Regions from separate parts of the Homo sapiens genome. Here region 2 is linked to region 1. A link is a loop called in an ENCODE intact Hi-C map of the cell type or tissue named here. Cell type or tissue: Calu3. All regions are shown on one strand.

Region 1 (8,000 bases):
AACAAAGCAGCAAGGCTTATGTGTAGTAGGTTCATTCCAGAAACACGAGTGAAGATCATGCAGGTTAATTCCAGTGGGAAAAGGCAAGTCTTGGTTATACACCCTCTTAATTTTATAGCAGCTAATTCTAAAATCCTTTTGATTTAAGGAAGCTATTCCTAGTGGTGAAGTTGCAGCTTCCCTGCCCTATCTTTTCCCAGTCCTCTGGTGGCTCAGCTGTGAATATATGGAAGGAGGCAGGAAAAGGAGATTTTCTTGTGCCCTCTCCCAACTCCTCTGCGCCCTTCCCCATCTTCCTGTTCCACCCCATTGGCCTCTTCCTTTTTTGAGAAAACTTGACTTTCCATGTGGCATGGGTAATAACTCTTAATTTACCAAGAGGAGTACCTTGAGGACAGAAACGGTCAGGCGTTACCTTGGGAAATAACCTGTCAAAACCTATCTGTATGCTAGTCTGCGCACAATTCTGTCTTAGTGATTGCTTCTCTGAACCAACACCATATCTGCAAAGAACAAGGTAGAGAATAAGGAAAAGTCACTGGGAAACCAGGCTCAAGTGCTATCCATGTCACTTCCCTAGTGATACGGTATTGTGCAAGCCTCTTAACCTCTGCTAGTCTCAATCCTATCAGCAGAATTGTGACAATCAAGTGAGATAATATTCGTGAAGGTGCTTTATGATTGCAAAGTGCTATTCAAGTGTTGAGCAGCATGGATGGGTTATTATCATAGTTATGAGTATGATATGAAAGCAAAGGGGACCAAGATTTCTCCTCCTAAATCTGTTCTGAAGACCCAGACCTTTCATTCCAACCTTGCATTCAACCAGATTTGCCTAGAACTGCATTTCCTCTGCTCCCTATTTATCTGTGCTGATTTATCTTGGTTCATGTAGTGCTTGATGCAACTGAGTAACACTGAGTTAACCCCATTCTCCTCCCCTCAGTGCATAATTGAATCCCTTGAAATCCACCATTAAAGAAGAAAAATGGAAAAACATTTACTAAGTGCTTCCTCCAGTCCAGGCACTTTCTTTGCCTGAGATCCTTTTCCACAAACCACAGACTGTGCCCACAGAGGAGAAATTAAGAACCCTTTGCAGCTGAGACCAGTGGAAATTGCGTTTCTATTAAAAGCTATCTGTGGCTAGATGTATCCATCCCAGGTACAAAGTTAAATGATGTAATAAACTTATTCAAAGACATAAAGTCATTATATAAAATGCCATTAAATATCTCACACTCAGTGTTAACAAAATACAGCTATAAATTTCCTTTGGTTGTCATTTTGCAAGTTGCTATTTCTCAGTGATTTATGCATTGGCAAGTTCTTCACTATTGAATTTTGCTGCCCAGTCCCGGCAAATGGGATGTCAGGAATGCATGACCCTCTGAGATGCAATGGCTTTCAACCTTCTTGGTATCACCACTCCTGAGTTTGGGAGTACCAAGTTTCTTCTAGGGCTGGTTTCTATCACTGTTTTGTACCTGCTGGTTAAGTATGGTCCTGAGGCTCCGTATTTCACATACTAGAGATCAGAGGTAAGGAGTCCCAACCATCCGAGCCATGGTACAGAATCCAAGGTTGGGAGCAGACACATCTACTCTGAGCTTTGAGACTGGATCATAGCTCTTACATGAAGCTGTACATTTTGGGGTGTTCTTTACTTGCTGGATGAAGGGGTAAAATGAAGAAGAAGCATTGGAAGGAATATAGAGCATTCTATCTAGAAAAGTTCTGTGGTCCCAGTTTTCCTATGGTTATTCACCGAAACCACAGGTCAAAAGGAAATAACATAAGATCCAGATATGTCTCATTGAACTTGCCTAATTCTGTGAACTTGTCAACGTTTTCATTTATCTTTGCAAGCCAAGTTGTAAATCCAGACAGGCCCCATCCTTTTGAGCCTCCACAGATAGAATACTGGCAGAATGGAAATGACTGGCATGTCAGTGATGAGTTTATAGAGAAGCATTTAGGATTTTCCTAGGTCCTGCAGTCAGTGGGTGTTCTTGCTGCAAGTGCGTCAGTCAAACCCAATCAAAAGAAATGTCGGCTTGTTTCCTAGACACTAGACGAGCGGCCTTTCTGCAGTGTGACCTGCCTTCCTCTTACAGGATACTCACCCTGCCGGAGTCTGGTCACTGTGGGTCAGCTGAGCCAGTTTCTGATGCTCCTGCTCTCCTCCTTTCAGGAAACAGCATCCTCCATTCAGCTGCTGACAGCGTGACCAGCGCAGTGCAGAAGGCAAGCCAGGCCTTGAATGAGCGTGGAGAGCGATTAGGCCGAGCAGAGGAGAAGACAGAAGACCTGAAGAACAGCGCCCAGCAGTTTGCAGAAACTGCGCACAAGGTGGGCCAAGAGAGGAGCAGGCTTCTCAGCTCTGGGGTGTTGGGGAGCTACAGTGCCAAGAAACTTTATTTCAGTATTTTCCTGTGATGAGAGATATAAAATTAAGCTATTTCCCCTTTATGTAATTCCCATCTGCTACTTACTAAACACCTGAGTCGTGGAAAATTTCTTCTTGTACCTGGTTTCTTTGGCTCTTTTCTAATGTCCTCAGCCGTATCTCTGACCTTCTGACCTTGGATCTTTAGGAACTATGGACCATCTTTAGTTCCTGCTCAGAAGTTTAGGGCTCAAGTATCGAGGCACAGAACAGGGGGTCGGGGAGAAGAGATCAGGTCTTCGAATATCCCTGCCCCACTTAGCCAACACATGGAGGACGTGAGGCTGCTCGTGCTTGCTTTTCCATCCTGTCCCTTTCTCATCCTGAGTGTAGCAGTGTGTCCTTATCTCTTCACCAGACACAAAGCAAGCCCCAGTCCCAGGGAACTACGCACCTCGGGGCTAGTTTTCCCTCGGAGAGGGGTCGATTGTTATTTCAGGGCCTCAATTCTGGGGCTCTGAGCTTGACCGGACCAGCGCTGAGCTGTCAGCAATACTCCCTGCTGCCCCTGAATCCAGAGAAGGGCATTTCCTGCGTGACTGAGTGCGCACTCTGCACATTCTCATACTCGCTGAGAACTGTGCCTTTTAGAAGGGAAAGGGGCAGTTTTTATTGGCAGCCAGCTATCTAAGGCAGTCACAAACCAAAGGAAAGAGAGGCCCTGTTGGTCAGGTGATAAAGAGGATTTATTACTGTTGTTGTGCTTCAGATCAAAGGGCAGTTTTTTTTCTGGTTAGTGGTTTGAATTTAGCCTTCCAGAAACAACATCTGCTGATGACTTGTGTTGGCATGTCAGGCTTATGATCTGGCCCTTCAAATACACTTTTCAGGTGACCTTTCGGGGAAGAAAATAACTGGCTTTAACAGAAACACCACTTCTGCTGAGGAAACAAGGATGGATAACCTAAAAAGCAATGAGAAGAATATTCCCAGCTGAGTTGCGGTGACCTCTTCTGGAGGCTCACGCTCAGGTCCAGCTGGGGATCCAGCTCTAAGTGGATGACTCCTGCCTTCTCTTCCTGCATCCCCTTTGCACAGCGCTGTCTTGTCATCTCATTCATTCTCTGTCGTGACAGGGTCTTACTGCACTGTTGCCCGTGGGGCCCATTTCGAGTTCCTTCAAGGAGAATTGGCTAGATCTATCTGAAAATGCAGACAGCCCTGCTGGAGGCCAGAGCCTCAGATTGCTGCTGTTGGTGCAGAGGCAGAGAGTGAACTTGGATTGAAGGTCTCCCTAGTTCCTTCCTCCTTTCTCCAGCCTCTGTGACACAGAGATAATGATGACATGGAAATGCTGGCATTACAGCCTCAGCTTCTTTAACAACAACAGCAGCTTCCGTGATTTCAGTGGGAGACGGATAGTGGAAATCTGGGGAAACATTTAAGTTGTTGAGTTGGGTAGAGGAGGCTAAAGGGAATAACTTTATAACAGTCTTCAGTTCTGGGAAGGGTGATGGTACAGGCATTTTTCTTTCATGTCTTCCCACACAGAATAGAGCAATCAATAGTGCACTGATAAAATTCTGCTAAAACAAGAGTTTAGGTTAATGATTAAACCATGAACCAGGTTACCAAGGAAGATTGTAAAATTGCTCTTCCTAAGGTGGCATAGACAATACCTGGATGTCGTCCACGTAGGCGTCCCTCCCAGAGGGGGCTGTACAAACACTGGATTGGATAACCTAACCAGATGGCCTGAATTCTTGGCCCTGGTAGCCCTGTTTCCCTGATACTGTGGCCAAGTTTGCGAGGCAATTGGGAAAGCAATATGGAATAGTAGTTAACATCTTGTGTTTGAATATAGCGCTGTCATTTACCATCTTGGTGACCTTGGGCAAATGCTTAATTTCTCTAAGCCTCAGTTTTCTCATCAGTAGAATAGAGCACTATTCTTTATGAGAATAGTACCTACGTACTAGAGTGTTCAGAGAATTGAATGAGTTCAAAGCTATTAGCACAGTATGTAGCACATATAAATCTAAATTACTATTATTTGTAATCATTTTCATAAATTTTTTTTCTACTGACCCTGCCCTATTCAGTCACATAATGAGCACTGTAGAGGGATTGGAGAATTGATACTGGTGATTGAGGATCCTCAACACAGGGACAGGGAAGGAATGGAGGAGAAGATTTTGTGCCTCCCAAACCCAAAGGGAAAGGGGTGTGGGAGGGCCCTCATGCTAAATGTTGATACTATCTAAACACAGATCAGCCCTTGAAACAGGACCCATCAGGATAGAAACTAATGCGGCCACCAAAGGCAAAGGGGTCTCTGGCTTGACCAGTGGGAAAATTTATGCCTAGCAGTTACCTGCTTTCACTCGGGAGGGGTGAGGCGTGGACAGCTTGTGTTTATTTTGGTTTCCCCTCCCTCAGGTCATCTCGGGGGGAAGAGGAGGGGTTACTAGTGTCTGTTAATGTGTATGAGAGTGAGAGAGTGTCATGGCCAGACTTGCAGTTGTGTGAAACTGGGATGTGTGCCTATGAATCACTGGCACTGGCAGTATTCCTAACAAGCAGATTGACCTCTTTAGATAAGGTGTGGCTATTTTCCCAGGGACCAGGACTCTTGATTTGGACCTGCTAGCATAGGCTGACCATGAAGCTGTCATTTTACTGGACAAGCCACAGCCAGGCCTGCTGGTGAGGGGAGAGTTCAGAGATGGAACCCAAGCATTCTACCCCCTAGACAAGCATGGCTCTGTTGACTCAGAAGGAGTAAGCTGTGCTTACAAGTGGGGGCCAGAACACATGGCAGAGTCCTGAGCTGAAAATGGCAATGCCAGGTGGCAGCTCCTAGAGCTCCCAGTTGAATAAGGGTGCCGAACCCCAGCTGGAGAGTTTGGCACACCTTTGTAGAGTCCAGTAGAAAATAACTTGGCCTTCTAACTTGTTCCAGGACTCCTGCAGTGACCCAGGTGCAAGAGTCAATGGATCACTTTTGCACAACCCTGACTTCAAAATACGCAGGTGCTTGTTGTCTACAGTGCAGATAGAAAATGATCCTTCCGCCCTGCCTTCCTAGACTGACTCCCCCACCTCCACTCTGGTGAGCCTGGTTTGAGGAAATGTGGTCCTTTCTTGAGCTCCGGGCTTCATGCAAAGTTAACCTCAGGAAAGTGCACCACAATCGCAGAAACAGATCTGCTCACTTTCCCTTGCCAAAAAGCACAATGTTGCAGCAGACGCAATGCTTTGACGGCCCCGCCATAGTCAGTGAGTCAGTAGACAAGAGCATTACCCACACTCAGACATCCTCAGATGACATTTCTTGCAGAAAAAAACATTGACTTGCCCTGTTTTGCACTAGCCTACGTGTGTGGGGGAAGAAAGGGCGTGTGGCCTTTCTCTCACTGCGAGGGAATGGCTGCCTCTATCCTTACTACCTAAGGAGCTCAGGTCTGGGTCTTCGGAGCACAGGTCTTATAATATATAATATTATATTATTATAAAATAATACTATTATGTTATAATAGTATTATAAAAAATAAAATACATGATTTTATTATTTATCAACAGTAATATATTGATACTATATCTGCCTGGTATCAGTCATGATTTTATTATAATCATTTTTTAGGTTGAGTAGGTTACATGCATAGCATTGAAAGAGAACTCTTTCCATGAGATATTAAGAACACAAAATATATCAAAAGGAAATTTGAAATTTTAACAACTCTGACACCTAAATTTATCCATTGGCATTTAGCGTTGGAGACTTTTTTATAGACATAAGAGGAGGCTGAGGTGTGGAGCAGCTGTGACTTTAGAGCTCAAGGTCATACAGCAGATTTGCAGCAGCAGGTATCCTGACCTCATTTCATGCAGTGCTCTTTCTGCTCTACCTCCCTGCCTTCCATATTCTAACGCTCCTAATTCCTAGGGAATTTTTAAACAAAAACTAAAATGATACTACTTTCTTAGTCCATTCAAGCTGCTATAACAAAATACCATAAACTGGGTGACTTATATACAACAGAAATTTATTTCTCACAATTCTGGGGGCTGGGAAGTCAAAGATCAAGGTACTGGCAAATCCTGTGTCTGGTGAAGGCCAATTGTTTGATTCATAGATGGCACCTCCTCATCATGTCCTCACATGGTGGAAGCGGTGAGGGGTCTCGCTTCAGCCACTTTATAAGGACACTAATCTCATTCATGAGTGCTCTGCCCTCATGACCTAACTACCTCTCAAAGATTCCACCTTCTAATAGTATCACCTTGGGGGTTAGGTTTCAACATAAGAATTCTGGGGAAACACAAACATTTGGACCATGCCAATACTCAAATAGCAAAATGTCCAGTCTTAACTGTATTTCTGCAAATCTTAGCTGGTCGTGGCCCGGGGGCTCCCCTTAGCTCCATTCCAGATGCACTGTCCTGGTTACCAGGGTCTGGTTTGAACAGCAGCATAATCACTGCTGAAAATTAATAGCTGTGGGTAAATTGGCACAAGCCCATTAGTTGAAAGTTAACAGCTCATTGAATACCAGGACAGCAGCACTGATCAAATATTTATGGTCAGTATTTATTATGCACAACACTTAACCACTCTGTGTTGATGTGATGGTCCATGTTGCTGAATAATGTATAAAAACTAGAAGCAGAGCAAGAAGTAGAGGCCGTAGAGTGATGAGGTTCAGAGTGTGGCCAGGAAGTGGTACAGATCTGAGCTAGAGCCCTGGCTCTGCCATTTGCACCAACCTGGACTATATGTTTCCTGGACTATAAACTCCTTGAGGTCAGGAGTCCTTAGCCACCTCTACCCTTCTTGGCAAGAACCCACATCACTCAGCAGGACAGCCTGGGCACATTCGGAACTTCCCAAACCCTGTGTCTGACAGTTGACTGACTATTGGCGTTAGCATTGCAGAAGATCTGTGGAGGTCTTCACTGGCATCACCAGACAGAGGTACCAGGAGCTCTTTCAGCTGAGGTTTCCCAAGCAGAGATTAACTTATCAACATGAGGACTGGTCCAAAGGTCCCTCTATCACATGCAAACCTGGCTGGGGACACTTGTTGTGAGTGTTGACCCTGTCTTTGCTGGTGGCTTAGCTGAGATGGCAGCCCCAGGGTTATAATTTATTTGTTGAAGATGTCAAGAAGAGAAAGAGAAGACTCAGGTTGCCCTGGGTTTTGCAGAAGAAATGGATTAGTGACATTCCAAAATGATGCAGAGCACCACTGGGTGAAATCAGTAGGATCGGCCTTACTAATTCTTAAAAGGCAGAGAGCCTGGTCAGGATGCAGATGACAGGGCTTTCTGCAAAGTTATTGCCTGCGGAGAATCACCTGTTCTTTGCTCAAAGGATTTCTGAGCCACAGAACCCTAACCCCAGTTGTTCCCAGCCCCAACCACAGGAATTAGTCCCTGATATCAGACTCTGGATACATGGAGAGTTACAGTTCAGCCTCTGTTCTGCCTTCTGGTTCACATCATTGTATAGACTCCTTGGAAAAGATCTGGCTAAGAAAAGTGAGGACAAATTTAATTTCATATTCTGTACCTGCATACCATTTCCTTAAATACATTATCATGGGCTGGC
Region 2 (8,000 bases), 170 kb before region 1:
TCAAGAATCAGGACACCCCAGGTGGGAGCAGTTGGACCCAGGGAGCTGATTTCCATAACCTCCTTCTTCATCCTTCACAACAGTCCTAGGAAGTGGGTGGTACTATCCTACTTTAAAGGTGAAGATGCAGGTCTCAAAGATGTAGGATTTTGCCCAAATATTATTCATTGAGTAAAGGCAAAGACAGGCTCAGACCTAGGTCCTGTGATGACAAATGTAAAAACTTCTTGTCACCATCCAACATCTGTCAGGTCGAGTCAGGGGAGAAGTGACTCCTGTACCTTGGCCCCCAGCTTTTGGATGGTGATCCCGATCACATTTGTTTGAATGTCTTTGTAATGTGTTAGTGTGTGGTACCATTAAGCTTGTACTAGTGTTAATTGAGTTCATATTAGGGTAGTATTCAATTGATAGATTTTTTTTTCCTTCCTATCAAACACTGCACAGCTAGTTAGGTCAGAAGTTAGTTATTTTCTGGAACATGCTGATTAAAAAGGGGTTGACATTGAATGACAGAGGAATTGATTGAATAGAGCAGAGCCTGAATTTGCATATGGACTTTGAGTCTGACCTGGATTTGTAGGCTATTCTGTTACATCTCAAGACATAGAATAGAGATGACCACCTATCCACCCATTCCACTCACATGGAGATTTCACCATTGAATGTGCTCAATCCTAACCAAGGCATTCTAGTTTGTAGCTTAAGTGAACCTGTAAAGACTCTCCAGTTACCCAACAGGACCTTGTGCAGCTGTGTGTGGAAATCAGGATAATTCCAGTGTTTCTGAGAGTGTTTTAATAGAGCACTGATTACAGATTGCAGGCACCTGGTGGTGTTTTTGTGCTGCGGCTGAAGGGTGCAGTTCCAAAGACAAGAACTGGGCTAGACGGATTCCTATTTTCCCACCCTGTTGTTTACCAGGGCCTGGAATAGGTACTGAGAAACCCTGTCAACAGCTGATCCAGGCTCCTGGTATGGTTAGTGTGTGCTTTCAGGAGACCACCAACACCAGCACATTAATTCCCAAACCGAGAATGGACATGTGACTTTTCCCAGGGTGTATTCTTCTGCCAGTGGCTCAGAGCCTGGAGACTGTAGAAGGGGCTCAGTTGGAGTCAATACAGAGGCCTGTGGGTTGGAGCTTGGCCAGAGTTAGTCTGTGCTTCTTGGACTATCCTGGGCTGTTCCGCTTGGGCAGACCATCATTGCTTTTGGCCTCAATAGCCAAATGAGAAAACAAACTGTGAAAATTCAAGGGGAAAAAGGTGATAGCCAAGAGTTAAGGTTTAGAACTCTATGGGCTAGAGGTTTTCTAGTTCAGCACTTAATTTCAAGCCAATTCCCAAGAAAAAAAATTTAATCTGAGAAGAGTCCCCACTGTGATTAATCATGTTTTCTCTTTCTCTGTTATCATCATTCCCCCAACACACCACCTGTTCTCACCTTCCACAAATTCGGCACTGCTCTACTATTTACATTATCATTTCATGTTTCTCTGTTTTTTACTTAAAAAAGTCGAGAGCAATATTTAGCCCTAATATTGGTTTTGCTACTCTTCTGTTGTGTGACTTTGGAATCACCCTCTGGACTTCAGTTTCCTTATGTGTTAAGTGAGGTAATTGGATGAGATAGACCATCACTAGGATCACTTCCAGGCATTAAACTTTTAAGCTTAAGAATGCCACATTTCTGCTGTGCCCACACTTTTTAACTGAGGTGTAAGCTGCTGGTGTGTAAGGCCCAAAAGGGTGTCAAATAATGTGGTTGGTTAGCTTATTTGTGAATATCTTGCTGAGATCCTTCTCCGTAAAGTAAAATGATGAAATTCTTCTTGCAGAGCCTTTGAAATTGGTGAAACTCAGGGCATTGCTGCTGGAGAAGCTAAGGTTCCTTGAAGCACTGTCAGCAAAAGATAGAAGGCCCAGAAAAAGTGGGAACAGGAAGGTAACAGGGAGGGTCCAAGTTGTGCTTTTGAAATGCCAGAGTGGGGGTAATACAGCAAAGGAAGTGGAAGAGGACTTCCCTTGAGAACCAGCAGAAACCTTTGAAAATGTGCCTTTCATATTTAAGCGTTTTCCGGTTTGGAAAGTAGCCTGCAAGGCTCATAAAACTGCCTTGTGGCAGCCATCCAAGATCTCAGGAGTTGACTCCTGTTGCAAACTGCAGGTCTCGAAATGATGGTGGTGAGCAGCTGTGATGAGGCTTTCATAGGCATTGTCCCCTTTATGGAGTTAGAGATCTGTTGCAGAATCTCTCTGCTAATGTATTGTCAACTCCCATTTTTATTTGTAGAATCAAAACAAGCTCTATCCTAATAAGGCTGTGCAACTCCTTTGCCAACGAACCAGCATGATATGCACACACAAGATGAACAGATATCCAGAAAGAATGACTTCAAACTACAGCTCGATTTGTTATCTTTGTAGCTGCTGGGCTAGGGTGATAACAGTATCTTGTACACCAGAAAATGTGGCCAGAGGCAAAAGTGTAAAGCAGTTGAATTTGTCCTGTTTTACCTAGAATGCATTCCAGCCTCACCTTTCCGTACCTTTCTCATTTCTTCAATATGAGATAGTAAGAAAGAGCAAAGGCTTCTGGAGTCATGCATCTTAGGTTTAAGTCCCTGCTCTGCCCTTGAGCTGTGTGATGTAGGACAATTTACTTAACCAATTAGCTTTAGTTTCCTCATCTGTAAAAGTCTCTGCACCCGGAGTATAAGCATATTAATAAGGATTTTTTGAATACCAAAGTCACATATCTAAGTATATACATCTCTTATGTCAGAATTTGAGGTAGCTGACAGATGGGGAAATTGCTTTTGGAGGCTGAGAAGGAAGCCTTTCGATCACCATTCAGATTGTACTACACTGGCATGAATTCGTGAAGTTGACCCTTGGGGAGATCAGATAAGTTGGAATTACAGTCCTTGGCCAGATCCTTAATGAGATCAGAAGTGTTCATAAACCTCACTGGAAATTTCATTTGGGAAATTGAGGCATTGAAGGGCACAGTGTCTTGCCTTTTAAACAGAGTAGGTATGTGTAAAATGGCTCCTCAGAGTGTCACATTGCTTCTGTGCCTCTCACTGCTGTGAAGACGTCATGTTGGAGTATAACACTGATGATATATCAATTACAGAAAACTTACTCAAACTCTTCCAAGAAATTGTAAAGTGGTGATATTCTCCAAATCAGCGATTCAAATAAGGAAGGTTTCTTTTTTCTTTTTCTTTGGTTTCTTTGTTTTTGTTTTTGTTTTTTTAAGACAGAGTCTCACTCTGTTGCCAGGCTGGAGTGCAGTCGCACGATCTCGGCTCACTGCAACCTCCACCTCCCGGGTTCAAGTGATTCTCCTGCCTCAGCCCCCCAAGTAGCTGGGACTACAGGTGCATGCCACCACGCCCGGCTAATTTTTGTATTTTTACTAGAGACAGGGTTTCATCATGTTGGCCAGGATGATCTTGATCTCTTGACCTCGTGATCCACCCACCTTGGCCTCTCAATGAATAAGGAATGTTTTAAAATTGATGTTTGATTTAGAGAATACTTTAAAGAAGTTTTGCTCTGATTTAAAAAATTTTAGAAAGCATATAAACTTGTTTCAACTGTATTTTAGGTTTTTATAGGTTTCAAACTCTTAAAAAATGGAGGCTTTCTTTAAAGGCTCATTATTTTTTCACTGTTATATTTTAAGTCTTTTCCAAAATAGAATTAGCTTAAATCAAGAAAACTTAAAATTTACCTAAAGCTTGAGTCAACAAATATCTAATATAAAAAGCTCATGTTATGCTTGCTGGAGAGTTTATGTTTCTGTTTGTTTCTTTATTTTTAATGGTAGACACATCTTCTTGTTTTCTTTTTAAATCTGCAATTTCTGTTATCAATCATACCCTCCTCTAAGGGGAAAACAACTGACCTACTATGCAAACTTTTTACTTCCTTTCATATATGGGTTTAGTGCTTTTCCTTCTGTCTTTTCTTCAGTGTAAGCAAAAGAAACAAACTAATTCAGCAAGTAGTGCAGAACCTAGCAGATAATTAAAATGTTTATTTTCATGTTAAGTCAATCTTTATGTGGCTTTTGCCTGTATTTGAACATGGTTGGAATAGATTTGGCTATTTCCAGTGCTGTCTGCTGTAAGTGATGTTCTCAAGTCAACATATTGTTTTCTTAGTTTGCTGACTAGTTGTTGGATACTACAATGACATGATTGCTCAGTAAAAATAGGGGAATGTCAAAAAGTTGAGCTCTTTTTAATTTTTTTCTGTTACTACCTTCCTCTTTTGATGTGGTTCAATTCACTTTTCAAGGTTTGTTCTATGTTTTAGATTGATAATCTCGTCAGTATCCATAATACACCAATGAGTGTATTCTAGCCTGGCCTTCACTATGATTCTTTATTTCTACCCATTACTGTAGAAAGGGTACATGGATACTGTAGAACTGGCTTAACTGGTCCTTGGAATTTAAACTTGTGAATGTGGAGTTCCTATTAATAGAATCCCTTGGAATGAGTGATGCTTATGAAATCTTCGTCTTACCTCAATAAATCCTCCAAATGACATATCCTATGTAGCTTTTGTTGGTGGTGTTATTTTTTGGCTTTGTCATATCATTTGTGAAAGTTAGGATGTAGTAATTGACAAGATTAAAAGGTACACCCGCAATGTAAATAAACTTGTGTAAACACAGATCTTGTGGTCAGGGTTTGTTCTTTGGATATCAGACTTACAAGAAGAATGTGTATACTGGACATATAAACAAGGAAAGAGGAGATGAAAATAATCTAGGTTTATAGTTGAAGCAGACATGAGTCATGGGCTCAGAGAATCCTGTGAACATAATGTCTTTTACACAGGGAGAGTTAGTATGTACAGGGAAAAGAAAGCCAATCGGGTCTCATAGTCTTTGGCAGTCTGATGGCAGAAAAGCAATTCCTCGTTTCCTTCCTTAAAGAATTAAACAGTATGACCAGGGCTGTTGTGTACGGTTGTGTTGTTTTTACATTGTTCCAGAGTTATTCATCTAAGAGAGCAAGCGCAGGCTAACGCGTAGCTGGTGCTCTGTTCACCAGGTTGAAGGCTCCAGCATTGAGCTGCAATTGGACAGAAGAAGGGTACCATTTTCTTCCTACAAAGTTATCTTCTAAGCCTTGTCATTATTCACAGCGTTTGCTCTCCTTTCTCACAGCTTTTTGAGGGTGGGAGTTTGCTAATTTACTTTGGGGTTCTCAACACTATGCCTGGACTGGAGTTGAAAAAAGAATATGGTCAACTTATAATTGGGTCTCAATAAAATGTATTTTGATAGGTCTTCCAGGTTTGGTGGAAAGAATGTGCCTTAAAACCGCAATTTTCAAGGAGCACTCCACTGAGATTTTAGTGGAGTACGAAGACTGTCCTGCAGAATCTCTGACCTGTTTCCTTGTTTCAAAATCCAGAGATAATCATATTAACGTTTTGGCAAACTATTTTCTAGACATCTCTTTATGCATGTAAATATACACATAAAATTGCAAATTCATGAGCTCATTTTCTGTTTTATAACCTCCTTGTTTTCACTCTGTATTATTTCTTGGCAATTTTTCCAAGTCAATATCTGTAGGTCTGTGCCACAATTTTAAAAGGATATGTAATATTCTGTTGGGTGGATGGGCTATACTGTATTTAACCAATGAAGATTGATGGGTATTTAGGTTGTTTATGATGATTTTTTCTTAAAAATGGATCTGAGGTAAACATGCATCTGTAACACACACATGGTGTGTGCATGCTCACACCATTTTTTCTAATGGTAGAGTTGCTGGCTCAAAAGGTTTCAACTCATATTAATCTCTGTTGGAGAGGAATTATAACACTTCCTCATAATCCTTGCACCAATTGGGTGTGTTAAAAATGACATAGTTTACCCTTCATAAAAACACATATCTGGGCTGGGCACGCACCTGTAATCCCAGCACTTTGGGAGGCTGAGGCAGGTGGATCACTTGAGGTCAGGAGTTGGAAACCAGCCTGGCCAACATGGTGAAACCCCATCTCTACTAAAATACAAAAATTAGCCGGGCATGGTGACATACACTTGTAATTCCAGCTACTCAGGAGGCTGAGGCAGGAGAATTGCTTGAACCTGGGAGACAGAGGTTGCAGTGAGCCAAGATGGTGCCACTGCACCCCAGCCTGGGCAACAGTGAGACTCTGCCTCAAAAAAAAAAAATACTCACATACATATCTGAAGATTCTAATTTACAGTTTTGAAGCAAACTTTGGAAGATATATTCAGTGGCTCTCTTGATTACACATTTGGGATTAGATATAGAAATACTTTGTAAATCATGAAGTGCTATGTAAACTTCAATGATTCATTACTAGGGCTTTACAAAATATTTGCCATGTACACTTGTTTCTGGGGTCTTTTTATTTGTTTTATAAGTAATTCATTAAATACAGGGGGAAAACCCAAAGATAGTGGCTCTGGACCTGGTTGTATAGCAGAATAAACTGAAGAAGTCATTCAGAAAACAAGTTGCAGGCCCTAGCCCCAGATCCCCTGAATCTCTGTGAGCAGGACCTGGGCACCCAGGTGATGTTCATGTGCAGTTTTTGTTTGGAGTTTCTACTTTAAGATATTTTTTTTCCTATCTTCAACTATTTTTCTAGCAGAACAGATAATGTTTTTAGTTTTTATTCATATCCCCATTATTTTTCATGTTTAGAAGTTTCTGGCTCCTTTAAGTATGTTGTTAGAGGATTTGCTGAATGTCTATTGATTTTACCCTAATTTTGTAAAGCTTGTGAAGCCTTAAATATGGGTTCTTGGTCTGCTATTCCCATCTGGTTTCTCACCATGGCAAGCCCATCCAATAGCCCTTGTTTGTAGCAATAAAGAGTGATTGAACTTGAAGTGATTGTACTTTTAAGACTTCAAATGTTGTCACCAGATTAAAGTTACCTGTCTATTCTAATAGCATATCTGACTTCCTTTTTAGAATCTACTTATAAGAACTAGTAGTTAAGAGTAGTAGTTGAATTACATGGAAAAACTGGTTGGTGGACTAAAATTTTTGTCTAATTTATTGTTTATTCACATGCCTACATACCATGGAAAGACTAAAGCTTTCAACTTGAGAACTGTCTTATCAAAGAGAAACATTATCTAAGTAAACATTTTGTTAAAAATCAGTAACTCTTTCTTAAACACTTTTAAAGGGGCTAAATTGGCCTCATATTATCTCCTTGATCTTAATATATGACATCAGAAAAAATAAAATTGATTTTCTTTGCATAAAAGCTTGTATATTTTCTGACTACCTGTTAAAGTTTTTGAACTTTGGAGCAAAATTAACATTTTTAGATTTCTAGGTTTAGTGATATATAATAACATCTGTTTTGTAGCATTTAGTATGTCTATATTGTGGCTTTTAAGGGAAGTAATTTAACATTTCTCCATTTAGATTTTAACATTTACAAAATTGTCTTTTTCCTTGTTAAGATTATTGTGTTTCTTTGTCAATAGCTGAGGCATGGAGAAGAAGCAGTTAAGTACAGTTAAGCTTGAATCATATTCATCCTTTGGAATATGACATTGGACAGTGTAGAGGGCTGATTGTGGTAAAGTAAGAGCAGTACTGGAGTCCTTTAGAGGAAGCATCAAAATTATTCAGGCCGGGGATGGTGAAGACCCAAACTAAGGCAGAGGAAGTGAGAATGAAGAAAAGCTAGTCTAGAAATATTAAATCAAATCCACAGGACTTGGTGATTGGTTCGTTATGGGGATTTGAAAGGGTTGAGGGAGAAGGAAGGGTCTAGGTTAGGTCTCAGTGGAAATGCTCAGTCTACAGCTAGGTATATGGGTTTAAAGCCAGAAAGACACTCTGAGTTGGATGCATGATTAGTGTCATCAACATTATAGGTGGGACTTAAAATTGAATTTGTAGAATTTCAAAAACAAAGTGGTAATGCAAAGAAGTCTAATTTTAGAGAATCTTATTTCTCTTATTT

Evidence for each region. Peaks named below come from ENCODE experiments on the same cell type or tissue, not always from the same donor. Only the 100,000 strongest peaks of a DNase experiment are listed, where the experiment ranks them.
Region 2: it touches region 1 in a loop (6-fold over the local background); 4 of 110 quality-filtered maps call a loop at or near these places.

The regions. Positions count from the first base shown.
Region 1 is chr14:24,813,389-24,821,388 of GRCh38, reverse strand. STXBP6 (syntaxin binding protein 6) reads left to right here. Exons shown (of 6, transcript NM_001394410.1): 5 at 2,195-2,352. It overlaps LOC124903293 (a long non-coding RNA gene), which reads right to left and starts at 3,031. Exons shown (of 2, transcript XR_007064089.1): 1 at 2,496-3,031; 2 at 1-2,399. In Calu3, no CTCF peak of the experiment used is centred here; DNase peaks (open chromatin) are centred at 3,428, 4,118 and 4,868.
Region 2 is chr14:24,979,495-24,987,494 of GRCh38, reverse strand. The region is part of intron 1 of STXBP6 (syntaxin binding protein 6); the gene reads left to right. Among named protein-coding and RNA genes, the nearest start is that of STXBP6, 67 kb to the left of the region's middle. In Calu3, no CTCF peak of the experiment used is centred here; no DNase peak of the experiment used is centred here.